3 separate regions of the Homo sapiens genome follow, and regions 2 and 3 are each linked to region 1. The links are chromatin loops, found by intact Hi-C in ENCODE. Cell type or tissue: PC-3. All regions are shown on one strand. Each heading gives the region's core, and the rest is flanking DNA. Links, peaks and the distances in the headings are about the cores only. Region 1 overlaps SHROOM3 (shroom family member 3). Region 2 holds the start of MIR4450 (microRNA 4450). Region 3 overlaps SHROOM3 (shroom family member 3).

The links. A loop is a pair of places that touch in the nucleus more often than their neighbours do. Peaks named below come from ENCODE experiments on the same cell type or tissue, not always from the same donor. Only the 100,000 strongest peaks of a DNase experiment are listed, where the experiment ranks them.
Region 2: a loop joins it to region 1, with 5 times the contacts of the local background. A loop is called at or near these places in 9 of 110 quality-filtered maps.
Region 3: it touches region 1 in a loop (5-fold over the local background); 3 of 110 quality-filtered maps call a loop at or near these places.

The regions. Positions count from the first base shown.
Region 1 is chr4:76,617,379-76,627,722 of GRCh38, reverse strand. All of the region lies in intron 2 of SHROOM3 (shroom family member 3), which reads right to left. All of the region lies in intron 3 of LOC105377290 (a long non-coding RNA gene), which reads left to right. Among named protein-coding and RNA genes, the nearest start is that of MIR548AH, 47 kb to the right of the region's middle. In PC-3, for the core only: no CTCF peak of the experiment used is centred there; DNase peaks (open chromatin) are centred at 3,262, 4,332 and 5,462; H3K4me3 peaks cover 2,067 bases; H3K27ac peaks cover 4,566 bases.
Region 2 is chr4:76,564,801-76,574,848 of GRCh38, reverse strand. All of the region lies in intron 2 of SHROOM3 (shroom family member 3), which reads right to left. MIR4450 (microRNA 4450) reads right to left here and starts at 1,281; the gene lies at 1,217-1,281. In PC-3, for the core only: no CTCF peak of the experiment used is centred there; a DNase peak (open chromatin) is centred at 4,298; H3K4me3 peaks cover 978 bases; H3K27ac peaks cover 2,662 bases.
Region 3 is chr4:76,545,832-76,556,175 of GRCh38, reverse strand. It overlaps SHROOM3 (shroom family member 3), which reads right to left. Exons shown (of 11, transcript NM_020859.4): 2 at 413-567. Among named protein-coding and RNA genes, the nearest start is that of MIR4450, 23 kb to the left of the region's middle. In PC-3, for the core only: no CTCF peak of the experiment used is centred there; DNase peaks (open chromatin) are centred at 4,705, 4,785 and 9,135; H3K4me3 peaks cover 406 bases; H3K27ac peaks cover 2,880 bases.

The DNA.
Region 1 (10,344 bases), core at 979-8,978:
GCCACTACCTTCCATTCTGGGCAACATAGCAAGACCCCATTTCTAAAAAAAAAAAAAAAGACTTTTGCAAAACAGAGGAATATGTATGCCTTTAAACCTATGATAATCATAGGCTTTGTGGATAATTTTAGGAAGACAGGTTGCTGACTTTCTTGGCAGTTGACTTCCAGAGAGCTTAAAATAGGCATTCTCCCTAAATCCTTGTCACCACCATCATGTACAGAATATAAACAATAGAGAACACAATATTGGGTAGAATCTCTACCTAGTGGACATCTTACTGGCATATCTACAAGACCTGAAACTTAATTTTCTTAAAATATCAGAACTAATTCAGCCACAAGTCTCTAAAGACATGGCTGTTGGGTTGTATGTTATTCCAGAAATAAAACCACAGTTCTGAAGGGTCTGACTTGGGACACAAGTTTTAGGCTATTTTGTAAGCTTTACGTGAACCCTAGGATCTCCCCCTGCAGGCTGCTCTCCAGAAGTTCACGTGTTAACCTCCTGAGTCTGGAAGTTGGGAGAAAATCTGAGAATAATATTCAGAGAAAAAGCCCCTACTCGCATCCCCCAAAGTGCTGTGATCCTAACAGAAGCAAATAATTTGACATAGCCACACACGATCTATATACTGTAATATGGCTGTAGAATCTGGGAAACACAATTGTAGACTCATCTGTTTGGCAATTCCTAATCATTTGGACATAGGAAGACTCCCAACAGTTTGGATTAAAATCCTAAAGTTCTGTCAATGCTGTCTGTGGGCGTGAATTCAAGAAGGCTGTTGTTGGTAGCCCATTAGCCATGATGTCATCATGGTATACACAAAGAAAAGTATTCTAAAATGACCTGTACAAACATCCAATGCCTGAGAAAACAATAGTGCTTTAATTGAGGAAGAGAAATATGCTATAAAGAAAGGAAGCTTTTGGACCAAGAGACCAAGTTTCATATCCTAGATTTGCCACTTACTAGGTGATCTTGGCCAAGGTGTTTCACCTCTCTGAGCCTCAATTCCTTCCTCTGTAAAGAGGGACAATACCACCCACCTATCAGTGTTGTTGAGATGATCAGAGATGATGCAAATAAAATGCCTGGCATTGACTCTGAATAAATGGCAGCTACTTCAGGTAATTCTACCCATGCATGTTAAACTAAGATTATGCTTCATAATCCCAGCAATTTCATAACTGCAATCATGGTTATCTGAAATTTTTCTTATTTGTACAACTTGGGGATGAATGGTAAGCAGTGTTTGAGATAGACAATGGGTATGTATTTAAGAAGGAATAGTTTAAGAAAGAACAGTTTTAAGCTGCCTTTTTGGTGGAAATGTAGCAGCAAGCAGCATTTGTGAAACTCAACTTGTCTTATTTAAATACCCACAATTAATATTCAGGCAAATAGAATTAATGTAGCAGACTGGAGGCAAATTTTAAAACTATCTCCACCTAGAGATAAAAAAAATCCCACTATCATTTCTACCACTTGGAGAGAGTGATTTTCCTTTCTTTTGATTTCCCAGCGTTGAATTTTACATGAATTAGGGTTCGCCTGATGAAGCAGCCCTACGTACGTGCTTCCTCTTCACAACCATTTTGTGCTTCAATTTTAAATCTATATAATGCTATAAAGAGCTGCCTCCTGCAGAGTTATAAAACACCACAGAGCACATTCTGCCCTCTGCTCTCTTCCCTCCAACAATAAACGAAAAGTTAAGGAGAGTTCTCTATGTTTAAAGCAAACTGAGTGACAACTAGACTCAATTGAGCCTTCAACAAATATGTGCTGTATAGCTACTGTATGCCAGGCACTGTGCTAGGCTCTAAGTATAATAGTGAGCGAGATGGAAACAGTCCTTGCTCACAAGTTGCTTAGAGTCTAAAAAGGAAGAGAGAAGTTTAAATACAATATGGTTAGTTATAGGGGTAGACAAAGACATGATGTCATGAGAATATTTGCCAGCCTTTAGAGAGGGGAGGATAAGCCTTCTAGTTAGAGAAGTAACACATAGGAAGAGGCAGAAAGTATGGTATGCTCAGGAACTGGACATGGTTCTCGGCGATTGGAGTGTGAAGTAGGAAAGGAAGGATGCTGTGGTCAGGTATGAGGCTGGAGAGAAACACTTCCTATATTGTGTGTAAATCTTGACTTTATCTTGATGAGATGTGAGCAATGAGGGCTTTAGGTAATGCAAGAAAAGACAGACAGAGGGAGAGGCTGGGTGGGAGGAGGGACTAAAGAGGGAGAAGGAGAGGGAGGGAAGTGAGGGGTTGAGGGAGAGGGAGGGAGACAGAAGATTGGTTATCACTGTTGAAAATGAAAAGATTTGTTTCATATCCCCAAAAGAAGAATGTTCTGTTGTATTTTATTTTGGCATAGCTGTATAAAACTAAGAAGCTAGCTATTTGGGGTTAGGTAAAAAATTTGAAAACAGAATATTTAAGGCCTATAGTTTCTCACCAGGATATTTTAAACTATGTTCAATAGCACCTATTAGAATTTACTTTGGGGCTGATGAAGCTGAAACTGTAACCATACTGCTATTGTAGTTTGGAAATGATTTTGGTTCCTGGCAAAGCAAAGATTTGGCTGATCATCTCATTTAACATGGGAACTACAGCCCAAAAGTACTGCATAAACTAGGAGTCTGGCATTAAAATATCTGCGCTCTCCTTATACAATTCAAGGGTACTTGAATTACCAAGCAAGGCTTACACAGGAACCTTTTCAATTCCAATAATAATATAATATCATTGTACTGAGGTTAATGAAGAAACAATAGGTCATAAAGGCAAAAATTATGAAGCATATGCTATTATTCTTTTTAACTCAGAAAAATACTAAAATCCATTGTAGACCACATCAAACAATTTTGTAAACATAGCAAGTCTTACCTGGCTTTAATTCAATCTTTCCAATGTTCAATATTATTAAATCCTAAAAGAATTTGAGGCAGCTCTGGAATATGCAACATATACACTCATATTAGTACAGATGTTAACACATTGATTCATTTCAGACACCTCTTTATAATTTCTGTTTGGCTTCTGAGGCACAGTCCCACTTTAAAAACACCACGATAACCACTCTTTTTAAAAACGTAACAGAGAGTCGCCAGATACCAGTATTCACGTGTAGTGGTAACTGCTGGGAATTCTCATGCCCCTCACCCACCCTTGGAAACCCGAATAACAAAACAGGACTCAAGGCCTTCTGAAATTACTCAGGCTGGAGCAAATGTTGCTCATGCTTCATCTCCCAGGAAACCTAAAAACTTCCCAAGAATGAAGTCACCACGGGAGCAAAGCAGGCAGCTGAGTGAACTCTGGAGCTCTAATGTACTGTCTTTTGTAGACAACAGCTCTTCGGTGTTAAAGCCACAAGACCAAGAGCAGACACAGCATCCAGAAGAAAACCTCTATTGGCAAGCACAAGACAGTGATCACAGATGTGGCCCCAGACGACGGAAGGACAGGAGTGCAGCACGCTGAAATGTCGGAATACTACACGCCTGCAATTGCCTTTCCCTCTGGCATTTAATGAGAAATAAAAAGCACATGTGAAGGTTTTATGATCATTTTAATTATGTGTTAAAAACACTATAGGTAACTCTTTTGGAATGTCCTTTTCTCTCCAACATAAGCGGATATTTGAAAAATATTTGGTTAGAAAAATTAAAATAACCTAAATTTAAAATCCATGTACAAGAATGACAAATACAAACATGATAGTGGTTAAAAGCAAAACAAAACTAAAATAGAATTTCTCTCAGAAATAAACCATCTCCACTGTATGCTTTAGAAAGAAAATGTAGAATCCTCAGTTATGGCGTATGAGTATGCAAGGAATATCTTTCTCCCCTTCCCCCGCCCAGATCTCTCATTTCAAATCCCAGGCGTGTTCATTCAATTCCACACTCTCAGCTCACACTGCTGAAAAATGCTTGGGTGTTTTGTGCAAATCCAAAGCTAAATAGGAAAGAGACAGAAAAAGATTTAGAGGCATAATAATCTTGAAAGAAAATAGTTCTGTATCATGTTTGTCAGTTAATGGGGAAAAAAAGTGCTTTAGGAAGTTTTAATTGAATAAGAACCTTTAAAATGTCATCTTTCTTCAAAGAAATATTTGTGCATATTGGATAAGAAAAATGTAGAATGTTCATGCTAACTCCTTGAAAAGAGCCAGATCATTTGGCCTATGTAGTAAATGGAGGATTCCGAGTGGTAGTCCAGTGCTTTCCTTGGAACCTCTGGCAATTAACTTTCTAGCTAGGAGTCAAGTTTTATAAACTGTTAAGTGACCAGGCAGACAGACTGGCTCTACAAGGTAATGTTTCCAATTTGACTCATGCTTATGGTCTTTGACTTTAAAAGTCATTTGTAGTCCAAGTGACACCAGACATTCTTAAAACTGGTATACTAAGGGATCAGCTTAGACTTTTGGATTTTGGTTGACTTTTTGCATTGTTGCCCACAGACTTGGTGCAGCAGGAGATACCTGTTATAGGGAAGAAGGAAGAAAGGAAGAGAAAAGAAAAGGAAAAGACCAAAATGCATCTCCTGGAAGCAAAATATCCCAAACTTGAAAGAGGAGTCACAACTTAAATCAAAAGCATGAAATGTGTTATAAGGAGGTCTTTTCCCTAAAACAAATATATTACTAAAACAGTAAACAGTGGTATGCTGTAAATCATAATCTTTTGCCTAATGCATTCCTAAAGTTTCATCCTAAGAGCAAACACCAGTGAGAAATGGACACTCAGGAACCCAGATAACTCAAAAGTTGGAAGGAAGCTGTCTGCAGTCATTTTCATTAAAGAGATAAGATCACCTGGCCCTCTTCAGTAGCTTTTACACTTAATGTCCCTCCCTCCCGACTCTCAAAGCTATAAACCTGAGAAGAAAAAACCCAGCTTTGCTTTTAGCCACAACTCTAGCAATTTAAGCAAAGACAGGGTAGGGAACAATAAAAATATTCATGGCCATCATGAAGATTTACCATAACACCCATTATACTTTCTTGGTGGAATTACTTCCCCGTGGCCTCCTTTCTTCAACCAAGGAAAAAATATGCCTTCCAAATTCCATTTTTTGTTCCTTCTTGAGCCAAAAATATAATCTATATTTGCTTAAAAGAGGGTTCTGGAAAGTGAAAGAGCCTTTATCTGCTTGTGAGAAATGGAATTAACTGAAAATCAAATGGAAACTTTGGTAGGAATACTATGGTGAATGGTTAAATATTTACAACATAAGAACCAGTTCGTTTGAAAACAAATGTACAAGTGCCTGGCTTCCTTCCCTGCCTCAGGAGTCAAGAATGTTCCGTTGCTGAGAAGGGCCATTTTATTGACATTCAAGTAAAAGATTTGGTTCCAGGAAAAGAAGGTAAGAGTGAATACAAGTGCTATGGTTCTACAAACTAGTATTGTACCAGATGAGTCCATGCTGATGAGGCTGTCCTTTAAAGATAAATTCACAAAGAAAAAGTGCCTAGGGGAAAATGAGTAATTCTGACATCAAGCATAGGAGTGCCCCTAGCACGACTAGGTCTAGTCGTCCAATTTCCCAAAACTAAATGGGATATAAAGAATGGAAGAACATTCAGCCGTGCGCAATCCCAGCACTTTGGGAGGCCGAGGTGGGTGGATCGCCTGAGGTAAGGAGTTCAAGACCAGCCTGCCCAGCATGGTGAAACCCCGACTCTACTAAAAATATAAAAATTAGCCAGGCGTGGTAGCAGGTGCCTGTAATCCCAGATACTTGGGAAGCTGAGGCAGGAGAATTGCTTGAACCCGGGATGTGGAGGTTGCAGTGAGCCGGAGATCGTGTCATTGCACTCCAGCCTGGGTAACAGAGTGAGACTCTGTCTCAAAAAAAAAAAAAAAAAGAACATTCAAACTGTCTCAGACCTAAAGAAAACGCTGGAACTATGTTATTTAGGCAACTGGGACCTGTATCTCATGCTGAATATGCAGTTCTGAAACAAGCAGCATAAACACTTACTCCATATTAGTTCAGATGTTAACACACTGATTCATTTCACACACTTCTTTGTAATTTCTGTTTTGTTTCTGAGGCACAACCCAACTTTGAAAACACCAGGACAACTACTCTTTATAAAAATGTGACAGAGGGTCTGTTTGTTCCCTAAGGTGGAAGGAAAAAGAAAGAATGATGGTGAGAAAATCAAGCTTCACCCAAACCACTGCCCTGCACATACAAATAAATAACCTCCAAGGCTCAATAGCCCAAGTTTGCTTTGGTGCAAAGGTGGTGGTTTGTGAACTAGAAAGGTGTGTAAAATAATTCCTATTAGCAATCCTTCTTTGTACTGTTTGTGTTTTCTCTTAATCAGCGTTAGTCCAGCCTCTCTGAAGGGACATGTTGGGCCTGCTGGGCTAATGTACCAGGTGACTCTGCAGCTCCTGATAGGGTTTCTGGAACAGTCTGATGATCACCTTAGCTTGTCATTCGGTAACTTCCTGGGACAGGTGTTAGCCCAGTGTGAGGCTCTCTGCAGTGCTGAGACTCTGCCCTTGACTGACAGGAAGTTTTTTGTTTTTTTTTTTAATACTTGGCAATAAAAGGCTCTTGGAGGTGGAAATGAAAAATCAATGGAGAAAACCACAGAAATCCCACTGAAACCAGCTTTACTTTTCTAGAGTCTTTCTGTTATAAGGGGCTGCTTCAGGTTTCCACATTTCCCTGGAGGGCAGGATGCTTAAGGGTTTTAATCCTAGTCCCTTCAGATCACATAATGGTGCTGATAAGGTGCTGTTCTGCTGACCCAGGGAAAAGTGCCCCTTCATCCTTTCATCTGCTTCTGGGTAGAAGTGACTGTTGAATGATTTAAAAGAGTCATTAAAGAGTGGAGAAATGCCTCCTCACTACAATGAAAGACTGAACGTTACACAGGAAGATGGTCATCGGGTTCCTCAGCCTGGTGACCCTAAGTTCCCATCTTTTCACTGCCTCTAGAGCTGAACATTGCCACACAGCCCCCTGCCCTTTCCGCCTCTGCCTCACCGTTCTCCACTCACATTTATTAATCCCCTGTAGTCGGGCTTTCAAGTTTGTCCAAACGGCTCCACCTCAATTGCCAAATCTGCCTGCCTCTTCTCAGTGTCCACACACTCCCTTGCTGTTGGCATTGCCAACCATTCCCTCCGTCTAAAACTTTCTTCCCTTGGCCTCTGAAACAATGTGTTCTTATTAGTCCTCCACCTGTCACTTGTGCTAGGTTTACTTCTTCCTGTAAGTACCAAGGTACCAGCCCTCCTCTCCTGGGCACTTCTGCTCTCGCCCTTGGGGATCCCATTCATTCTCATCTTTAATGGTCACCCTCTATGTAGATAATTCCCGTATCTCTAATATGTCTTTGGATGCTCTCCTTGGCTTTATTCTACATTTCCAACTGCCTGTTGGACACCTTCATCAGCAGAGCCCAAGACCTCTCCAAGACCAAAATCATCACCTTTTCCCAGAACAAACAAAAAAGTCCCAGACTGTCTTCCCAAATTGCCCATTTCTACTAACAACCTCACAATTCCACAAGTCGATGAGCTTCAAACATCCCTCACAAAAAATTAGTGATCAAATCCTATTGTTTCTTTTTCTTTTCTTCTTTTTTTTTTTTTTTTTTTTTTTGAGATAGATTCCTGTTCTGTTGCCCAGGCTGGAGTGCTGTGGCATCATCTTGGCTCACTGCAACTCCTGCCTCTCCCCTCCACCAGGTTCAAGTAATTCTCCTGCCTCAGCCTCCCGAGTAGGTCGGATTACAGGCATGTGCCACCACTCCTGGGTAATTTTTGTATTTTTAGTAGAGACAGGGTTTTGCCATGTTGGCCAGGCTGGTCTCGAACTCCTGACCTCAGGTGATCCACCCGCCTCGGCCTCCCAGAATGTTAGGATTAGAGGCATGAGCCACCACGCCTGGCCAATCCTATTGTTTCTTAAAGCCCTCTGGGTTTGTGTGACCGTCCCCTCTACTTCATTCTACTACAATCCCCTAATTCAAATCTTCACCACTTTTCCTCTAAACCATTACAGCTCTGTCTCTTACAATAAAAACAGTAGCTCGCCTCTCATTAGATAGTAAGTCTGTATCCCCATGTTTCCACTGAACTTCTGGATACACCCCTCAGCTCTTTTACTGCTTGCTTTCACACTTCTATGAAAATAATTGAATAAAAGACCATGGGATTACTCAGTATTTCAGAAATTTTTAGGCAAATGCTTGTATGTTTATAAATTTCACTACAATGTGAAGACATTTGGTCAATAACCCTCTTTAAGAGCAGGCTGCTCTCCCAAGACTGGATTGGTCCATTTAGAAACCTCATATTCCAAGCTGAAGTACCATGACACAGGGACTCAGCACTGTGATCACGGGGCTCCACAGAGAATCCAGCAGAGTAAATCATTTTTCATTCAAACACAATATGGGTCAGAAAGTCAAATTAAGTGTTCTTTGTCCTTTATTGAAAACAAGGAGGATTATATTCTTCAAAAATCACAATTCATTAAAGAAAGGATGGCACATGTTCCAGATTAAAAGAAATGAAAAAGAAGCCTGGGCACAGTGGCTCATGCCTGTAATCCCAGCACTTTGAGAGGCTAAGGCAGGTGGATCATTTAAGGTCAGGAGTTTGAGACCAGCCTAACCAACACTGTGAAACCCCGTCTCTACTAAAAATACAAAAATTAGCCGGGCATGGTGGCAGGTGCCTATTATCCCAGCTACTCAGGAGGCTGAGGCAGTAGAATCACTTGAACCTGGGAGGCAGAGGTTGCAGCCTGGGCAACAGAGTGAGACTTCGTCTCAAGAAAAAATCAACTAAAAAGACATGAGAACTAAATACAATACCAGGCCTGGGAATGGATCCTGTACTGGAAGGAAAAAATAAGCTATAAAGGACATTATTGAGTCAACTAACAAAACAGAAATTCAGAAAATAAAGTATTACATCAATGTTAAAATTACTAGAGTTGACAATTATACTGTAGCTATAAAAGAGAATATCCATGTTCTTAGGAAATATGCATTGAAATATTGAGGCATAAAAGGGCCATACTCTAACTTATCTTCAGTGGTTCAAAAAATATTATAGTACATAGGCTATGTGATAAAGCAAATGGGGGCAATAGGTGAAACTGGATAAAAGGTAAATGAGTGCTTTGTGTACTGTTCTTACTCTTGTAACTTTCCTATTAAGTTTGAAATTATTTTCAAATAAAAAGTTTAAAGATTTAAAAAATTAAGTCCTCAATCTGTATTATTGGTAAGCAGGGTAGCCCATCACATAACAAGGAATCAAAAAATATTTGAGGAATGAATAGTCATTGCATACATCTTTAATATAGTAACTGCTTATGTAAGAGTTGTGGTTTTAACAACATTAATTACTTTTTTTTAGAGACAGTCTCCCTCTGTCATCCAGGCTGGAGTTTAATGGCATGATCATAGCTCACTGCAGCCTTGAACACCTGGACTCAAGTGATCCTTCCACCTCAGCCTCCCCAAGTAGCTAGGCCTATAGGCACATGCCACCACGCCCAGCTAATTATTTTAATTTTCATTTTTAGATATGGAGTCTCCCTGTGTTGCCCAAGCTGGTTTGAAACTCCTGGCCTCAAGCAATCCTCCTGCCTTGGACTCCCAAAGTGTTGGGATTACAGGCGTGAGCCACTGCGCCCAGCCACACTTATATTCATGATGTTCAACTTTTCATGCTTGCCAGCATCTTGTTTCTAAGCTCAGCTCAAATCATACCAATGTGGAGATAGATGTATACATAATTTTCAAACCTAATATACAGTAAACAAACACCTTATGTGTTTACAAGTTTCAAATTCTCATTCTAACAGTTAATATTTTAGTGTTAAAAAAGTTTTAGATTTTACAGGACTATCCAGGTACCTTAAATTTAGTTTTCATATTTTAATTAATATTCTATGTGTTAATTATTGGTTAAAAAATACAATAAATATAGGTCAATTCCTGGAACTCAGAAAACACTATTAGCCTCACACTATACCTTAGAGAATTAAAACTTTAATAACAAACCAAAAACCCTTAGATGATTAAATTACATTTCTGTAATGCAATGAAGTAGTCATACATCTTAGCATAAGTCTACAAAGTTGAAGCCTGAAAAATATCTGACTGTGGTCAAAAGTAAATTTCCTTAGATTACAAAAACTTCTTTGTATTAATGTATCATCAGTCTCATTATTTTCATAATGTCACCCACTGGGACAGAAAAATATTCAGTTAAAGCATTATATATCATTCAAACACCAACATGGTTATTATGTGAATTAAATAAATTCTTTAGGG
Region 2 (10,048 bases), core at 1-8,000, 52 kb after region 1:
CTCAACAAAACTCCCTAATCTCCCCTCCCCCAACCTGTGGCAACTGCCATTCTACATTTTTTGTGTATGAATTTGACTACCCTGGGTACCTTATACAAGTGGAATCATTTACAGTATTTGTCTTTTTGTGACTGGCTTATTTCACTTAGCATAATGTCCTTAGGGTTCATCCATGTTGTAGCATATATCAGAATTTCCTTTGCTTTTAAGGCTATACATTTCTTTTTTTAATCACAAAATGATTTGAGTTTATGTAGCTAATCAATCAATTAGATTAAGAGGGAGTATCCGGTCTGTCTAATAAGAGTTTAGGCATGAAAAATGGTAAGAAAGGCGTTGGTAGAGAGGGAGAGAGAGAATTTGCTGAAATATTTAATGCCATGGTTCTTTAGGGTGCATCAGAATCATGGGGAAGACTTGGTAAATCAGATTGCTAGGCTCAAACTCCAGAGTTCCCAATTCATTAGGCTTAGAGCAGGGCCTGGGAATTTGTATTTTCCAGAAGTTCCTGGGCATGATCACACTTTTGACAACCATTGTAACCTATCCAGGGTGAGGCCTAGAGGATTCTAATTGCCAAAATTTTCCCATCGTGCAAAGAAGATACCCCTCCCAACTAAGACAAGAAGCTTGAAGTTATAGAAGTAGGGAAGCACAGAGAAGAGTGAGAAATAGTGAGAAAACCCAGCCCTCAAGATCCCAGCAACTTGTGGAAATGAGGGAAAAGATGGTGGCAAGTCAAGCTGTGAGGACCAAGTTCTGATTTCTCTTCTAGCCTCAGGGAGGAGAGGGAAAGTGTGTGAGCTAAGTGAGGAGAATGTCAAAGGGCTCAGGGAACCCTGGCTCCACTGCACCATTTGAGACCCTAGGAGAAGGTCACTGGAGTAGGTCTGGCCTGGCTCAATTTCGAGGTCTCTAGAGGTCCAGACAGAAGGAAGAATCTCAGACATCAGACGGCAACCAGCAGACTTGCAAGGAGGCAACTATGGTGGGGTGAGATGATCCTAGGATGGGCCCTGGGTCAGGAGTTGCTGGGATGAGAGTTTGGCAGATGCTAAGTTGTCTGAAGCTAAGGGGAGCTGAGCAGAGACTGAATCTGTAAGTGTGGGGTTGCCAGCAATCCCAGGGGCATTGCCCAGGCCATGGCTGACCATGGATTTACCAGCTGCAGGATTCAGCGTTGGAGGCCAGCAGTGGCTGGGAAGGCTATGGACAGAGCCAAGGGACCAGGGGAGATGGTGCCAAAGACCTGCGCTCACCACTTCTCCAAATCCCCAGACACTGTTTAGCAAGACAGCTGGGCAGTGGAGAAAAAAGATGACATCTGAGCAAGGGAGGATTTTATTTCAGACTGAGCCCCTTAAGGGACTATTCAAATTGATTGGACCAGGTGAGCTTTTAACTTGGCCAGGAATAAAAATTATTATTATTATTATTATTATTATTATTATTATTATTATTATTATTGCCAACCAGCAGAAGTGGGTTTGTAAGGAAGACAAGGAACCTACATTTTTTTCTATACATCTAAATTGTCATGTGACTAGGTTTGGTAGATAAAATTGGGTACCTACTTTGACTAAAATAAATTCAATGATTATCAGAAATTCAAATTTAATAGGACATCTGTATTTTTAATTGTTAAATCTGGCCACCTTACCTTGTTGTGCCTGTTGAGGGCAAGTGACAGATCTAAATCTCAATTTTATTGAGTTTCAAGCTTGTGTTCATATTTCTTTCTTTCTTTTTTCTTTTTTATTTTTTTTTTGAGACAGTGTCTAGCTCTGTCACCCAGGCTGGAGTGCAGTGGTGCAATCTCAGCTCACTGCAACCTCTCCTCTTGGGTTCAAGCAATTCTCCTGCCTCAGCCTCCCAAGCAGCTGGGACTACAGGCGTGTGCTACCACACCTGGCTAATCTTTTGTATTTTTAGTAGAGACAGGGTTTAACCGTGTTGACCAGGCTGGTCTCGAACTCCTGACCTCAAGTGATCCACCTGCTTTGGCCTCCCAAAGCGCTGGGATTACAGGCTTGAGCCACTGAACCCAGCCTGTGTTCATATTTCATAAGCAGTTGGGTAGCAGAGAAAACTAGTTCAGAATAAATCTCTTCCTACCCACAAACCATAAAGGGGCAAACCCGTACACTGTTATACTGCTAGAGCTGCCCCTAAAACATGCCAATCACTTTTTTCCAGTATATTCAAGATGCAGATATTTACATTTGAACGATCACAATATCCCTAGAAAACAACTCCCAAAATTATGAAATGAGTCTTTAAACTGTATATACTATTAGGATATCTGACACATCCTCTGTCCCTCACCTCCCTGGCCCACCATCATTGACCACTAAGGTTTCCTACTGACTGCACTGGGAATAGTCCTCAGGGGAAGTGTCAGTCACACAGGGAGACCTCAGGATGCCCCAGAACATGCAGGCTGCAGTGGCCAAGGTCAGCCTTTATTAAGATCACTTTCTGCCCATGACCTGAAGGTCCTGTCACCTATCACGGTATACAGTTTGTCACTGAGATTACACCATTGGGAACTCACTCCTTTAGGGTAAGATGTTGACAACCTGCAAAATTGCCCTTTAAAATATGAATAGTAACTTTATTATTCCCGTTGTATGTTAGTGCAAGATTGTATTGTTCTCAAAGGACATTTACTATTCTTAGCCATGTCAAAGATTAGCAAATCATCTCCTAGCAAGGCTCTGAGGGAGTAAGAAATGCAAAGGCAAGTTTGGATGAGGATCCAGGAAAGAGGCAGATATGGAGGAACAATTCTCAGGAAGGAAAGATTTTAGGGAGATTGGGCTGGGGGGCGCAGTATGGAGGAAGCAGAGAGAAGATGGGAGTAGCTTGAGTGCTTCATTAGGATGCTGTTAATAGCAGAGCACAAAGACAAATCTCAACTTCTTCAGAAGCTGTATTTGACCCACGTACAGCCCATCTCACAATGGACACAGAGACTTCTAGATCTATGAATAAGTACTAGTAAGACTAGTACAGAATCCTAACATCATTTATCAGGCTTCCACTATTTGGAAGAGAAATGATAAAATCTTATTGGAAGTCTCAACTATTCTCTTACAAAATAATGAATGTTACAACATTTCAGTATTAATCAGGCATTTCAACCACATAAAATCACAGAACAAACTGTGATTGGAATCAAGCTGTGGGGTTTTGCTTTGTTTTGTTTTGAAAGGAGTGTAGAAAATGATGAGCTTGTGTTCATGTCTTGGTGCACTCTAACGCCTCTGCCACTTCTCTCTTCTTGCAGTATTGTTTCTCCCATTTCTATTTTTATTGGCATGTAAACTTGCTAATGTCAAATGAGTGAGACAACACGGGAAGGCTAATTTATTTAGTGAACGTGAATCAACACTGCTGGGAAAACAAAAGGGCCCAGTGTGTGCTTTCTTTAAAGCAAAGCAAATAAAAGCATTGGCCAAGCCCAACTCCTCTTCTCCCAGAGGCTGAAGAACCCATATTGGTTCAGGGATTTCAGCAATCACTGAAAACCAGCTCAACTGAACTAGTTTTTACTGATGTAAAAGCTTGGGCTTTTGTATCAGATAGACTGGAGTTTAAATTCACACTTAACACATGTATCCCCTTGATAAGACTGCCCTCTTGCAAGTCTATCTCCTCGTCTGTAAAATAGAGTAGTAATAATCCCTATTACTGGTGTTGTGAGAAATAAATCAAAGAATGAAAATGCTTAGACACCCACCCAAAGCTAACATTTTGAGAGCTTACTAAAATTATTTATTTAAAGATAGCAGGCTAAGTTTGCAAATCAAAAATGATTCCTGTAAGTAGGATCCTAAACTGATAACAATTGGTCCACTTCTTCAGAACTTACTAGGAATCCTATGACTGTGAATGCTCAGTAATCCAGTCCAATCACCTCATGTACATTTAGTGTCAAGTGCCCCCATTCTTTGACCCCATTTCTTAATTTTAGAATGTTAATCCCAAGAAATTTTAATTCTAATACCACCCACGTAGTCTGCACACTTAGGGACTGGGACGGGAATGTGCATGAATTATTACACAGCCCTCACTGTTGCAGGGCTGTCCTGAATATAGCAAAGATAAGTTCGCCTTTTCTGAGCATTTTCTTGAAAGAGCCTAAAATTAAATTTGCAGCTAGATGATGCATTGTAAACCCACAAGTTTGCAAAGAGGAGAAATGCAAGACAGATTAAACAAAACGAAAGAAAACACGGTGAGTCTTAAATTCCTGAACATGAGCTCATGTTTATATTCATTGCTACCTCATGGAGTGACTCGGAGTTTTTGACCTCTGCCCCTGACTTTGAGACAGTGATGGAAAGGTGACGAGGAATGGCAAACAAAGGTTGAAAGGGCCTTGAATCCAAACACGGCTGGATTTTGTGGGGATGCCACCGATTGCACACCAGCCACAGCCCCAGGTTGCATTTTCTCAGGAGTTCCCACAGACTGATGTTGGTCCTCATGCCTCATCAAGTCAGCACAGTTGTTATGAAGGTGTCAGATGTGAAACTGTAAACAGAGTGACATGGAGGCCATTCCTGCTTAGTGACCTGTAGCAGAAAGGTCTATTTTTAGAAACTGCTGCAGGTTGCTCTGCCCTTGGAAAGGTGGCAGGCTGAGAAGTACTGGTGTGCGTGTGTGTGTGTGTGTGTGTGTGTGTGTTTTAACATTTCTGAGCATTTGGGTTGTGTTCTAAAATGTTTCTGAAGGAGTTCACAGAAATAAAAACCATCCCCAAACTTTATTTGAAGTAGAAAATTTGAATTTTGAACTTTACCTATATATCAAGGCCAAGGAAAGGCACGATGCTAGAGACTTTGAAGAATAACCACGGAGTTGCTCAAATGGACACTGATCTCATCCTTTTGTCTCTTACATGGGCCAATGAGGCAGGAAAGATTCATGGGGTTGACCTCACCCAGCCAGAGAAGAGCATGTCCACTCCCTTAGGGCTAGAGGCTGCAAGTTTCAGTGGGTGTTGGCATCTGTTAAAAGGCAGGCTTCCCTCAAGACAGTCTTATGTAGGAAGAGGTACAAAGGATTTGCGAGTTAAATAGACACCACAGCCGTTTTGATGCAAGTTGTCTAAAGACCACACTTTGAGGGGAAAAAAAAAAAACTGTCATAGGAAGAAAACTGGAAAACTAGGAAAACTGGAAAGATGTGTGAGAGAGAGAAGGGAGAATCATCTAACAAAACATGAACATCCCAAATTATCCATTTCCTACCACCAGTAAGAAAGAAAATATAAGATTAAGGCAAAAAGGAGCTCTGGCTTTTGGAGTTTTCTATTTTTATGTATGCCCTGAGAGAGCAGGCTTGGCTGGTGCTAGAAAACCTGACTTCTCTTCCTCATTCTGTGGTTTACTAGACCTGTGACCTGAGGCTAAGTCCTTTCATTTCTGGGTGCTTTGACCTTCATAAAGCAGGCAGCAGTTTCTCCAAAATGACCCCTCTGGAGGTCAGGAGAGGAGCCTTGCCAGTGACCTCTCACCCATCCACCCCGTACTAAAGTTTTATATCCATCGTTATTAGCAAGTCACCTTTTCCCATTGCTTTATTTCCCCCCCTGACAAATTGGATTTCGGTCTAATTTTAGTTTAACTTTCACTGGTGAGAAACGTAAGCCCCAAACCCTCCTCGGTTGGATCTGTTCTTTTACTCATAAAACAGCTAACAGTATGGAAAACTACTTAGTGAAAAATAGAAATGCCTCCATTCAGCACATATATGCTGAGAACTGGTGCCAGCACCTGCTCAATAACTATGGTTGAACTTATGAATGAGATGATTGATAACAGTGTGCCAAACCCAAGGCTGAGTTTTTTTTCTATACACAGGTTGTCTTTATGGCTACAACCTCCATATGAAGTGTGGATGGTTGTCTTTACTTCCCAGATAAAAAAGTGAGAGGTGAAGTCACTGGCCAAGATCTCACAGAACGGGCAGGGTTGTAAACCAAATTCTATCAGATTTAAAGCCAGTGCTCCTAACCGCTGCACAGCACTGCTCCCTGAGGGGTAGGAGGTGGGAGTAGTAGAAACAAATCCAAACCTCCAAATAACAAGGTGACTGCAAAGAGTACCTATTCCAGTGAGACTTGAGGAAGCTGAGGACAGAGAGAAGGGTGGGTCCTGCTACAAGAAGCACCCCTGAAGCCAGGCTCCTGGGGACCTCACTCCCGAACAAGGGCTGGGGACAGGCTACCTTACTAAGAAGATACACAGGGGCATTAAGGCAGGAGGAAATTAGGTCGATCTCATTTCACAGAGGGGAAAACAAACTTCGAATATGATCCTTCTTTGGTGGGGGATACAGGAGAAAAGTGTGGTCAGTTAAGTGATGAAACTATTGACCATATTCCATAGGGAATAGAAGGATAGTGAAGATAAGTGCAGACTGCCTGTCCAGCAGCTCTTAATGCAGGAAAAATAACTAACGCTATTTGATGATGTAATTAAAAACAGCCAAGATTTAGACAGCAATTTATTATACCCGTGAAGGGGAAACTGTTACTATCCCCACTTTACAAGTCATGAAACCATGGCACAGGGCAATTAACTTGTCCAAGGGCCCTCAGTAGTAAATGTTGTAAAGCTGAGAGGCAATGTCAGGCAGCCTGGCTTGGAGCTGGCTCACCAATATTCAGTGAGCACATTTGTGTGCCAGGAACCATTCCAAGCACTGCGGATACCACACCGAACAAAATCCCTGCCATCGAAGAACTTATATTCTAGTATGTGTGACAGAGAGACAGGTAAAAAATAAAGATTAGAAGGGTGTGAGGATACAGGAGAAAGGGGACTGCGATGTAAAATGGACTCTGCAGGGGATGCTGACATTTGAGCAAATACCTGAAGGAAGTGAGGGAGCAAGTCAGAGGGGATAATTGAGGAGATTTTTAATTTAGTTAAAAAAAAAAAACGTTCAGTACCATGTAACCACCAGTAAAAAACAATGGGTCTCTTCAATTGTTCGCTTCTTTAAGTTATGAGGGTGAAGGACATACAAAATGTGTCCTGAGAAAATTCCATGAAAGATTGTTTTAGGTGTCCAGGGCTTGTGGGCCCCTACTTATTTACAATCAAAAAATAATAGTGGCTCATCCCTAAGAGACACCTTTAAAGAAACATTCCAAAGAATCTTTTTAGTTATTTATTAATTTTTTTGAGATGGAGTCTCGCTCTGTTGCCCAGGCTGGAGTGCAGTGGCACGATCTCAGCTCACTGCAACCTCTGCCTTCCGGGTTCACGCCATTCTCCTGCCTCAGCCTCCTAAGTAGCTGGGACTACAGGCGCTCACCACGACGCCCGGCTAATTTTTTGTATTTTTAATAGAGACAGGGTTTTATCGTGTTAGCCAGGATGGTCTTGATCTCCTGACCTCATGATTCACCCGCCTTGGACTCCCGAAGTGCTGGGATTACAGGCATGAGCCACCGCACCCGGCTGAGACGGGGTTTCACCATGTTGGCCAGGCTGGTCTCGAACTCCTGACCTCAAATGATCCACCCACCTCGGTCTCCCAAAGTGCTGGAATTACAAGCATGAGCAACCGCGCCTGGCACCCAAAGAATCTTTTAAAAATGCTCCTTAGAATCACAGTCTTCATGAAAACAACATAGCAACCTTCCTACGTAAACAATAAACACACTAACCAAGCAACTGTCCCCACATGTATAATTTTACACATCCCACCCACTAAGCAAACGCAGCATCAGACTAGAGTTTGACAGCAGAATAAGAGGGGAGTAGAAAAATTGCGTTTTTCAAATGCACTGACAAACTGTACTAAGCAATCTGGCAGCTGGTCTACAGACAGCGGCACGGGCCTCTAGACTAGGTAATACAATTAAACAGACATTTTAGCTACTGGCAAAAGCACAAAGACGCTAGTCTTAGAGACATAATTTTGCCAACGACTAATGAGGCTCTTCAGAGCTGCCACATGCGAAGATGCCCAAAGCAACAGAACCATGAGGAGACAGGTGGTAAAAAATACATATTTGAGGTAGCCATCTTAATAAACAATGATCAAAGGAAAAAGAACCCACAGTTCATCTCAAGTCAGATGGAACCAGGTGTTTCTCTTTGCCTAATGAAGTCTAAGAGCCTACTACTGCTCTCAGTAACCCACAAACCTATACTTTAAGATTCTTCTCCAGGACCTTCATGGGACACTTGTGATCTTAGAGCAGTTAAATTAAATAAAACAGAAAAACAGAACAGGACAAAGCTTGCCAGGACCTTCGAAGATCTGATTTTCCATTAAGGATATGTGGAGGGGGTGGTATTTAACAATCCTTTATGGAAACCATTTCTCTACCCCTCATTCTCAAGAAATGGGGGATTTATGCTAAGGGTATACAAAGTGTGGTTTTTGAAACATGGGGGCTGATGAAATAAATGAATACAGTTGTAGCTCTGCATTCATGGGGGATTGGTTCCAGGACCCCCTCATAGGTATCAAAATCCATGGATTCTTAAGTCCCTTGTATAAAATGATGTCATATTTGCATATAACCTATACACTTCCTCCTGTATACTTTAAATCATCTCTGGATTACTTATCCTACCTAATATAATGTAAATGCTACGTGAATCACTGTTGTATTGTTTAGGGAAGAATGACAAGAAAAAAAGGCTGTACATTTTCAGTACAGATGAACCATCCATTGTTTTTTCTTGATTTTTTTTTTTTTTTTTTTTTTGAGACAGGGTTTTGCTCTGTCGCCCAGGCTAGAGTGCAGTGGCCCGATCATGGCTCACTGCAGCTTCAATCTCCTGGCTCAAGCAGTCCTTCTGCCTCAGCCTCTTGAGTAGCTGGGACTACAGGCACGCACCACCATGCCCGGCTAGTTTTTGTAGAGACAGGGTCTTGCAATGTTGCCCAGGCTGGTCTGGAGGCAGACCTGGACTCAAGGGATCCTCCTGCCTCGGCCTTCCAAAGTGCTGGGATTATAGGGATTACTGCACCCAGCCTTTTTCTTGAGGCGCTTTTAAAGTTTCCAATACAGGGCTACACCCCCACATCTATTAAATTAGACTCTCTGAGGCTGGACTTGGAGGTTCACGCCTGTAATCCCAATACTCTGGGAGGTCCAAGGTGGGAATCATTTGAGACCAGTCTGGGCAACAAAGCGAGACTCTGTCTACAAAAAATAAAAAAATTATCTGGGTGTGGTGGTGTGCACCTGTAGTCCCAGCTACTCCGGAGGCTGAAGTAGGAGGATCACTTGATCCCAGAAGGTCAAGGCTGTGTTCATGCCACTGCACTCCAGCCTGGGCAACAGAGTAAGATCTTGTCTCAAAAAACAAGTAAAATAAAATAAATTAGAATTTCTGGAGGTAGGAGCCAGGAATTAGTTTGTTGTTGTTATTGCTGTTTTAAAACTCCCTTGGTAATTCCAATGTGTAGCCCAATTTAAGAAGGAGTAGCTTTAAGCCATTTTGATTCAAGTATTCAGAGTTCCAAATATTTGGTTCATCTTCTAAATGGGACTCATCCAAACTTACCTGTCCTAGCTGATGCATCCAAATTTAAAACTGGGGGGAAAGATTCCACCATAACTTTTATTTGATCTCAGAACTCAGACCTCATATCCTAAAGGCTCAGACAGATATTTGAGTGCCATTCTTTTTTTTTTTTTTTTTTTTTTGAAATGGAGTCTCGCCCTGTCACCCAGGCTGGAGTGCAATGGTGCAATCTCAGCTCACTGCAACCTCCGCCTCCTGGGTTCAAGCGATTCTCCTGCCTCAGCCTCCCTAATAGCTGGGATTACAGGCACCCACCACCACACCCGGCTAATTTTTTGTATCTTTAGTAGAGATGGGGTTTCACTATGTTGGCCAGGCTGGTCTCGAACTCCTGACCTCATAATCTGCCAGCCTCAGCCTCCCAAAGTGCTGGGATTACAGGCATGAGCCACCGCACCCAGCCTTGAGTGCCATTCTTTAATGGTGCATTCATTAATTCTTTAATGGTATAGAAGGTTGGCTCCTGTCTGGAATACATTTGT
Region 3 (10,344 bases), core at 1,565-9,564, 72 kb after region 1:
AGAACCCTGTGATGCAGGTGTGGTTCCCAAAATGCCACTGAAAGCTCCAAGCCAATTTCTTTCTCTAGTCCCACCAGACAAAAAGCTTATTAGAGCTCTGACCGCATCTGGGATGAGTGTCACTTTTCATCAGGTCCCAAAATTTAGGTAGTCCAGTGAGGTCTATCCCTGACAAACCAGTACCTGCTGGGAAATGAGTGTTCTGAAAGACAGCAGTGTCTGAAATGTCTTCACCCCACTTCCTCCCCACATCCCACAAGATAGGAAAGAAAAAAGAAAAAAAGGCAGGATCCATACATGGAGGTTTAAAGCCAAGCTACCAACCCCGAGCTCTTTTCCCAGAGGTGGGGTAGGGTAGGGAGAGAGGTGGGGTGAGGTGGTAGGAGGGACAGGGTGGGGGTCTGCCACCTACCTGCGCACTACCAGCCTGAGGGTCTTGTAGGATCCTTTCACCAGGGAAACTGCCTCCTTTCTGGAGCTGCTCAGAGTCACCTCATTGATGTGCACAACCTCATCCCCAGCCTGCAGTTTGGAGCTCAGGGTGTCTGCTTTGCCCCCTTCTTCGACCTGCTTGGAGGGAGAGATGCGACAGCCACGAGTGAGCTTTCCCCTGGCCTGGGGTCTGTCCGGCTATCCCGAGCCCAGCTTAGACTCCTGCAGAGCCCAACGGACCAGCTAGGGCCACACCCCAGCGCTTGCAGCCAGAGGGAAAACTGTGAGAGCGCAGGGACTGGCTCTGGGTGTCCACACCCTCAAGAACCAGCACCCTGCCTGCCCAGGGAGGGCGCCCTTAAACATCAGCTGAATGAACGACAGAACTCAGTTTCCATCCAAAGGCCATTATCCCACGGTGCTCAGGACATCTCCCCAGCCCTTGCTTTACATCTTCAAAAAGTCCACTCAGGGCAACTGTTTTATCCCTTTAGAAGAGCAGTCCCCAAACTTTTTGGCACCAGGGACCAGTTTTGTGGAAGACAATTTTTCCACGGATGGGGTGTGGGCGGATGGTTTTGGCGTGGTTCAAGTGCGTTGCATTTATTGTGCACTTTATTATTTTTTCATTATAACATATAATGAAATAATTATACAACTCAGCATAACATAGAATCAGCGGAGCCCTGAGCTTGTTTCCCGCAACTAGATGGTCCCACTGGGGGCGATGAGAGATAGTGACAGATCTTCAGGCATTAGATTCTCATAAGGAGTGTGCTACCTAGATCCCTCGCATGTGTAGTTCACAATAGGGTTCGGGCTCCTGTGAGAATCTAATGCTGCCACTGATCTTACAGGAGGCAGAGCTCGGGTGGTTATGTGAGCAATGGGGAGCAGCTGTAAATACAAATGAAGCTTCACTTACTCATCCACTCCTACTGTGCGGCCTGGTTGCTAACAGACCACTGTAATGGTCCGTGGCCTGGGGGTTGGGGACGGGTTACATTAGAAGTTGAGTTCCTCTGGCCGGGTACGGTGGCTCATGCCTGTAATCCCAGCACTTTGGGAAGCTAAGGCTGGCAGATCACAGGGTCAGAAGATCGAGACCATCCTGGCTAACACGGTGAAACCCCATCTCTACTAAAAATACAAAAAAATTAGCCAGGCATGGTGGCAGGCACCTGTAGTCCCAGCTACTCAGGAGGCTGAGGCAGGAAAATGGCATGAACCCAAGAGCCGACGCTTGCAGTGAGCTGAGATCACGCCACTGCACTCCAGCCTGGGTGACAGAGTGAGACTCCGTCTCAAAAAAAAAAAAAAAAAACACAAACAAAAAACAACAAAAAAAAGTTGTGTTCCTCTTACCTTACTTTTTGTTCTAAAATTATAATTCATTGGATACATAAAGTAGTACATTCAGACAATGGAATATTATTCAGCACTGAAAAGAAATGAGCTATCAAACCATGAAACAACATGAAGGAAACTTAAAATGCATATTTCTAAGTGAAAGAAGCCAGTCTGAAAAGGCTACATACCACACAATTTCAAGTGTATGACATTGTAGGAAAGGCAAAACTAGGGAGGCAGTAAAAAGATCAGCAGTGGCTGAGGTTAAAGGGAAGGGTAGGATGAATATGGTGGCACAGAATATTTTAGGGCAGTGAAACCATTCGATATGATATTGTAGTGGTGGACACATGCCTTGTACATTTGTCAAAACCCATAGAATGTACAGCACCAAGAGTGAACCTACTATAAACTATGGGTGACAGGAGATGTCCATGTAGGTTCATCAGTTGTAATAAATGTATCACTCTGGTGCAGGATTTTGATAGTGGGGGAGGCTATGTGTATGTGTGGGCAGCAGATACATGGGAAATATCTGCACCTTCCATTCGTCTTTTTTTTATGAACCTAATATTGCTCTTAAAAAATAAATACGCTGGCTGGGCACAGTGGCTCACGCCTGTAATCCCAGCACTTTGGGAGGCTGAGGCAGGTGGATTTGGATTGCCTGAGCTCAGGAGTCCAAGACCACCCTGCGCAATGTGGTGAAACCCTGTCTCTACTAAAAATACAAAAATTAGACGGGTGTGGTGGCACACACCTGTAATCCCAGCTAGTTGGGAGGCTGAAGTGGGAGAATCGCTTGAAACCACGAGGTGGGCCTCGTGCGGTGTCTCATGCCTGTAATCCTAGCACTTTGGGAGGCCGGGGTGGGTGGATCACCTGAGGTCAGGAGTTCGAGACCAGCCTGGCCAACATGGTGAAACCCCGTCTCTACTAAAAACACAAAAATTAGCTGAGTGTGGTGGTGCATGCCTGTAATCCCAGCTACTCGGGAAGCTGAGGCAGGGAAATCATTTGAACCTGGGAGGTGGAGGTTGCAGTGAGCAGAGATCATGCCACTGCACTTCAGCCTGGGTGATAGAGCGAGACCCCGTCTCAAAAAAAATAAATAAATAAAAGAGAAAAGAAAAGAAACCAGGAGGTGGAGGTGCAGTGGGCCGAGATTGCATCACTGCTCTCCACTCCAGTCCAGCCTAGGCGACAGAGCGAGACTCTGTCTCAAAACAAAACAAAACAAAACAAAAATGTCCTGCACTATTATTCAGTCAACAAAGTTATTCAACACCTGCTTTACATCAGAAATTTTTCCAAGTGCTTGGGCTATAAAAGTGGACAAAATAGACAAAAACCTTTTGATCTTCTGATGCTTAAGTTAATGGGCAGAGGAGGGGAAGCAAACAATAAACATAATAAACAAGTAAGTAATGTAGTACGTTAGAAATTAATCATATGCTTTGGAAACAGGAAAATAAGGCTCGATCTGGGTCACATGCCAATGGATACTTATAGACGTCAATAACAATGAAAGGGAAGTAAAGGGGAAAACAAAAACAAAACCTGAGTAAACAAAACCTCACCCATATTTTCTCTTTTTTTAGTAATTACTCTCCAGAATTGCCCACATGTTCAAAAACCTTCAATAGGTCTCAAGATACATAAAATAGACCAAGCAATTATATATATACATATATTACATATACAAATTATATGCAGACATAGCTACATACATATATAGATATCTATATATATGTATATGTATATAGCAAACATAATGAGGAATGTATATGTATATAGATATATGTATATACATATATAATTGCTTGGTATGTCTATATACATATATTATATAATTGATATATCTATATACATATATAGATATTTTGGGAGACAGACTCTTGCTCTGGTGCACAGGCTGGAGTGCAGTGGCACAGTCTTGGCTCACTGCAACCTCAGCCTCCTGGGTTCAAGCAATTCTCCCATCTCAGCCTTTTGAGTAGCTAGGACTATAGGCGTGTGCCAACAGGTCTGGCTAATTTTTGTATTTTTTGTAGAGATGGGCTTTTGCTGTGTTGCCTGGGCTGGTCTTGAACTCCTGGGCTCAAGTGATCCTCCCACTTTGGCCTCCCAAAGTGGTGAGATTACAGGCATGAGCCACTGTGCCTGGCCAATATATACTATTTTAATATATATAAAATAGCTTTTATTTTATAAATAACAATTAAAAATTTAGGCCAGGCGCAGTGGCTCATGCCTGTAATCCCAGCAATTTAGGGGGGCCGAGGCGGGCGGATCACAAGGTCAGGAGATCGAGTCCATCCTGGCTAACACGGTGAAACCCCGTCTCTACTAAAGATACAAAAAATTAGCCGGGCGTGATGGCGGGCGCCTGTAGTCCCAGCTACTCGGGAGGCTGAGGCAGGAGAATGGCGTGAACCCAGGAGGCAGAGCTTGCAGTGAGCCGAGATCGCACCACTGCACTCCAGCCTGGGTGACAGAGCGAGACTCTGTCTCAAAAAAAAATAATAATAATAATTCTTCTTTTTCCCATTTTCAGATAATCAAGTGGACAAAATAATATATAAATGTAAAGTGACATCTAATAGTTTATTATTTTTATACTGCTTGAACTTGCTGCTGTGGTTACACACCCTGAATTTCAGCAAAGCTATTTATGTCTATGTCTGTTCCCCACTCACAGTCCCACCCCTCCCCACCTTGGACTGTGAAGTTATTGAAGAGACTTCATGAGAAATCATGACTCCATCCTTTCCTCCCCCAGCATGCCTCTCCAGAGCTTTGCACACAGGACCTACTCAGAAAATATTGGTTCGTTCATTCAATAAATATTTATGAACAGCCACTACTGTGGTCAGCTATGGTGCTAAAAGCTGCGAGTACAGTGATGAACACTGTAGATACGGTCTTGCTCATGTTGCAGTTTGTGAAATTGCATCCCTTCAGTATTATTTGCCAACAATTTCAACGAAATGAGACCTAGGAAACAATCAATTTCTTATATTAAAAAAGGAAGTCAAGAAAGCTCATTTGTATAGTTTATATCATGTCCTCATGACTGATTTGATGTGAAAGCAAACATTATGGGGAAGACTGTCATAAAGAGTTTCATTGTTGTTCACTGTTCTTATAAACTATTTCTTTAACCTTTTGTATTTACAGAGTTCCTCACAATCTCTTCGTTTTGCACTGCACTTTTAGAATTAGCCGGATGTGGTGGCACATGCCTGTGGTCTCAGCTATGCAGGAGGCTGAGGTGGGAGGATCGCTTGGGCCCAGGAGGTTGAGGTTGCAGTGAGCCAAGATTGCACCATTTCATTCCAGTCTGGGCAACAGAGGGAGACCCTGTCTCGAAAAAAAATTCATCCTAGCCCCCAAGTGAGGGTTCTCTCTCTGCTGCTCAAGCTGGAGTGCAGTGGTGTGATCTCAACTCACTGTAGCCTCAAACTCCTGGACCCAAGCAATCCTCCCACCTCAGCCTCCTCAGTAGCTGGGATCACAGGCATGTGCCACCATGCCTGGGGAAATTTTTTTATTTTTTGTGGAGACAGGTCTCACTATGTTGCCTAGGCTGGTCTTGAACTCCTGAACTCAAGCAAGCCTCCCGCTTCAGCCTCCCAAAGTTCTGGGATTACAGATGAAAGCCACTGCACCTGGCCATGGGATGACGTTTTTGAAATGGCACTTATTTGTCAAACATTTCATGGGCCCCTACTTCATGTTTTGATTCTCACATCTCTCCATACTGTCTCTCAGGGATTTGTGCTGTCTTGGGGTTTTAATTATTACCAAAGAAGATTTTTAGAAGCTTTCTTCAACAGTGATCTTTTGTAGAAGGCCCATCCCACATTTCTAGTTTCCTTTTCCTCCTTTTTTCCTCCAAATACTCTTCCATTATGAAATGTCTCCTTATCAACCCAGGCAGAATCTATTTCATCCTCTCCTCTTAATGGTTTCTGTCTTAAGACAAGCCTCAGTCACTACCTTTGTCATAGGTATTTCTGACCATGCCCTATCTGCTCTTCTAGGTCCTAAACTCTTTGAGGTCAGAAACTTGGTGAACACATTCATTCTTTCATTCATCTCACAAGTATTTTTTAAGCATCTATCATTGGCAGGCATAATTCTAGGGCTGGGAAAATATCAACAAAGGAAACACGGTGTTCTCTCCTTTCCCAGAGTTTATATTCTAGTATACTTTTAATATATTTCATATCATTGTACTTAAAAAACATGCACATTCACTGGGACATGTCAGAGAGCCTATACTGATAAAAAAAAATTAAAACGCACACACAAAAAATTAGGCTGGATTCTTTCTGTGCTTAAATTGATCCATTTAAACAACACTCCCTCAGAGGTCAGCCAATTTCCAGCAAGTCAAAGGAGCCCTGGGAAGTTTGCTTGGTGCCAGGATTCCTCCAGAGGATCCACTCCTAAAGGTGGAGTCCCAGTAGGTCCAAGGGAGGACTTGAATTGAGCCAGCTGGGGGCCAAGTGTAGACTCTTAGTCTAACTCATTTCAGTTAACTGGATTAAGGGATGCTCCATCAGCCTGTGGATTCCTTAGGACCCTCACATTCCCCTCCTCCCTCTTTGTTGCTGCTGGCCCTTTCCTGACCTTTCTATTTGGTAGCATCAGTGTCTGTGGATGTGATATTTGTTGGCCACTCCTACAATAAACTTGGTTGCCAAGAAAGTTGAAGCCACTGCCGGGCGCAGTGGCTCACACCTATAATCCCAGCACTTTGGGAGGCCAAGGCAGGCAGATCACAAGGTCAGGAGTTCGAGACCAGCCTGACCAACATGGTGAAACCCCGTCTCTACTAAAATTACAAAAATTAGGCGGGCATGGTGGCACGCACCTGTAATCCTAGCTACTCAGGAGGCTGAGGTAGAAGAATCATTTGAACCCAGGAGGCACAGGTTGCAGTGAGCCAAGATCGCTCCACTGCACTCCAGCCCGGGCAACAGAGCGAGACGCCATCTCAAAAAAAAAAAGGAAAGAAAGTTGAAGCCATTGGCTAGAACAAGGCTGTGAATTACCTTAATCTATGGTGTTGTCTCCATTTATTATCATGAATGATAAATTAAGATATTGAGGTGCATTTGTTGATGCACTGGTAACAACACATTTGATTGTACTGAGGCTAACTAAATGCATACATCGTAAGTTTGTACCAATTATCCACACAATTTATCTTAAAAACATTATTATGACTAAAAAAACCTTGTTTACAAAAAGTTTAACAGTAATTTTTTTGAACTATTCATCAGGGATTTAGACTCTTCTAACTCCAAGCCCTGCTGATACTCTCTGTCAACAAGATTCAGTGGAAAATGAAGCTTATTATTTTAAACTTTTGGACCAATTACTTCAGCAGCTAAAAAGGTTACTGGCATTGTTTGTCCAAGTTCACCTGCATGGAACTTACTTATTCCAAGAATGCGACTGTCAACAGGTTAAATGACTTCAGATAACACACCGTGTGCAACTGGGTGGGAAATCCCTAAGCTAACAAGCTAAGGAGAGGGTGTATATCCGCACATTGGAGCCCGGAAGCTAAGCACGCTTTTTCCCTTCTCAAATCCTAAATATACCCACACCTATAGGAGAAGTCGACTTTGCTTTGATGACACAGTGTTACTTTTCTGACATAAGAGGCGTTGATTTTTTAATTGTTTACAGCCTTTTATGTCACTGTACTATTTAGCACCTAACATAGTGCCTGCACGTAATGAGTGATCGGTAAACATTTATTGAACAAATACTGGGGAAACTGACTTTGAAGAACAGCACGGTGATATACACTGTGATGAGAGTACATTCAAAAATACAGGTGTAGGCACAAAGGAAGAGTGGTGGATGCCTATGTCACAGCTTGACGTGGTGCTTTGAGGCACAGAAAGCCAGGCCCATCTCTTTTCCTCATGCTTAACCACTCTAGCCCAGTCTAAGTGAGAAAGGGTGGAGCTGCTGTTATGGGGATTGGTCCTGTGTTGTGCTTCTCCAGGGTTTGTGCCCTCCCTGTGACCCTCCTCATCACACTTAGAAGAGAAACCGCAGTCCTCCCTCTGTACCAAAGGCCCTGCCGTGCTGGATTTGACCTCCCTGCTGCTTCACTTCTTAGTGTTCTCCACTGGATCACTCAATACCAGCCCCTGGCCTTCCAGCGGCACAGGGAGCATGGCAGGCACTGTCTTCCTTCAGGGGCCTTAGACTTGCTGTTCCCTCAGCCTGGAATGCTTTTCCCCCAGGGAACCATTTGACTTTTTCCCTTACCTCCTCCAGGTCTTACACAAATTCGTCTTCCAGAGGGGGCCTTTCCTAGCTACCGCTTTAAAATTTCAGCCTCCCCTAATACTACTTATCTTCCTCCGCATTGTTATTTTCTCATTAACACTTAATTCATGACGTGTGTGTGTGTGTGTGTGTGTGTGTGTTTTGAGACAGGGCCTTGCACTGTCACCCAGGCTGGAGTGCAGTGATGCAATCTCGGCTCACTGCAACCTCTGCTTCCTGGGTTCAAGTGATTCTCCTGCCTCAGTGTCTCGAGTAGCTGGGACTATAGGCGCACGCTACCACATCCAGTTAATTTTTGTATCTTTAGTAGAGACAAGGTTTCACCATGTTGGCCAGGCTGATCTCGAACTTCTGACCTCAAGTGATCCACCCACCTCAGCCTCCCAAAGTGCAAGGATTACAGGCATGAGCCGCCGCGCCTGGCCATGAACTCTATTTTTTACTTACGTATCTTGCTTATTGTCTGTCCTCTACTGGAATGTCAGCCCCACGAAGGCAGGGATTTGTGTCTGTCTTGTTTACTGCTGTATCCCCGACGCCCAGAACAGCATGGAGCACATAGCAGTGCCCACTATTTATTGCATAGATACATTAATTATCATCATGATTGCAACCAGATGTTGAGGGCTTCGTGTGTTCCAGTAACTTTATCGCATCAAATTGTCACAACAACACAATAAGGTTATTATAATTGTATTTTTATAGAAATGAGAATACCAAGGCTCAGAAGAAGGCAATGACTTGCTCCATGTTGCACAGTCAGTAAAACAATAGAGCTGGGATTAGAATTCAAGACTAACCTCAGAGCCCACATTCTCCAGCCTGCTGCCTGAGAATCGCCCAGACATTTGTCCCTAAAGTAACACTTCACTTGTCCTGCCTAATCCTTCAAGTGCCCAAGAAACCTGACACTCAACACTGCTGTGTTCTGATCCTTCTCTTTCAGGGATCCTAAAATCTCTGAACCTATTATAGTGGTTTACAGGCTTAACAGCATTCACAGCTTACACATGAGAAAAAGAGCTGGCACGCACTGCCGGTGGAGCAGGAAGCTGACCTTGCTACATCAAACTGAACAGGGAATGATTCATTTACAAACAACTCCACTTGGAGTTTTAATTAACATTAAACTCATCCGGTAGAAGTCTACCACAGCAGAATTTAGCCAACTTTTTATGTTTAAATTCTTGAATGATTTCTTTGCCTTTCCTGGCTACTTTCATTCCTAGATGAAGATAAAGGCAGGGGTATGTGATTGAGGGGCACTTCAGTCACTCACAGTTAATGCAACATAACCTACAAATCATTTGCTGTTTTGTGAAGTTGGCGGTTTGAGGAAAAATATGCTCTCTATAAGTGCGATAATTGTATGGAAGCAATGAGCAAAATGTAGAGATAAAAAGGTAGGTGGATAACAAAAGACGTCAAGAATCTCTCAAACAAAGCCGTTTGGGCATTATTTTCTATTGTCTGGAAATTGTCATTACTCACAACCCAGTGGGCATTCTTGGTTTTGAAAAGAACATAAAGTGAGGCCAATGAAATAAAGTCAAATAAACAAAAAGTTCCTCCCAGGATCCTTCTCTGGTTCTCAGGTTCTACGAAATTACTCAGCATTGTTTTGGCACCAGAACTAAATGCTGGACTTTAAAACAGAAACATTTCCATGGGTTGCAATGAGTGCCACAGGGTACAGAGGTGATTCCTCCTGTTCTTCCCATCTACCTCTCATCTCATCCTAAATCATTACATTTATACTGTTGAACATTCCTATTTGGGGTCGTAAATGGGGTATATTGTAGTAGAAGAAAGTAAACTGGGTTAGGAGTCAGGAATCCTGTGCTCTAATCCCAACTCTGGCCCTTTTATCTGCAGGACCCTGGATGGGTCTCTCATCTATAAAATATAGATAATGTTGTTTGCTCTGCATTACTATAAGACCACCCTGACAAGTGAAAATGTGTGTTTCTCACACTTAAGATGACCATCAGGGAAAATTCCATAGTTTTATTTAAATTAAAATACATATGTAACACTTAGTATTATTTAGAAATTACAGAATGACTTTCTTTTGTTATTTTCTAGATAGGAGGTATGCTATTCTTTTCCAAGTTTTATAACCTGGCTGGGAAGCATAAGAAAAGAGGTGAGACAGTGGTGAGGTGTATAAAGATGGGCAGCTCTGCAGTCAGACCAACATAGGTATAAATCCCACTTCCAATACTAGGTGATCTTGGGCGA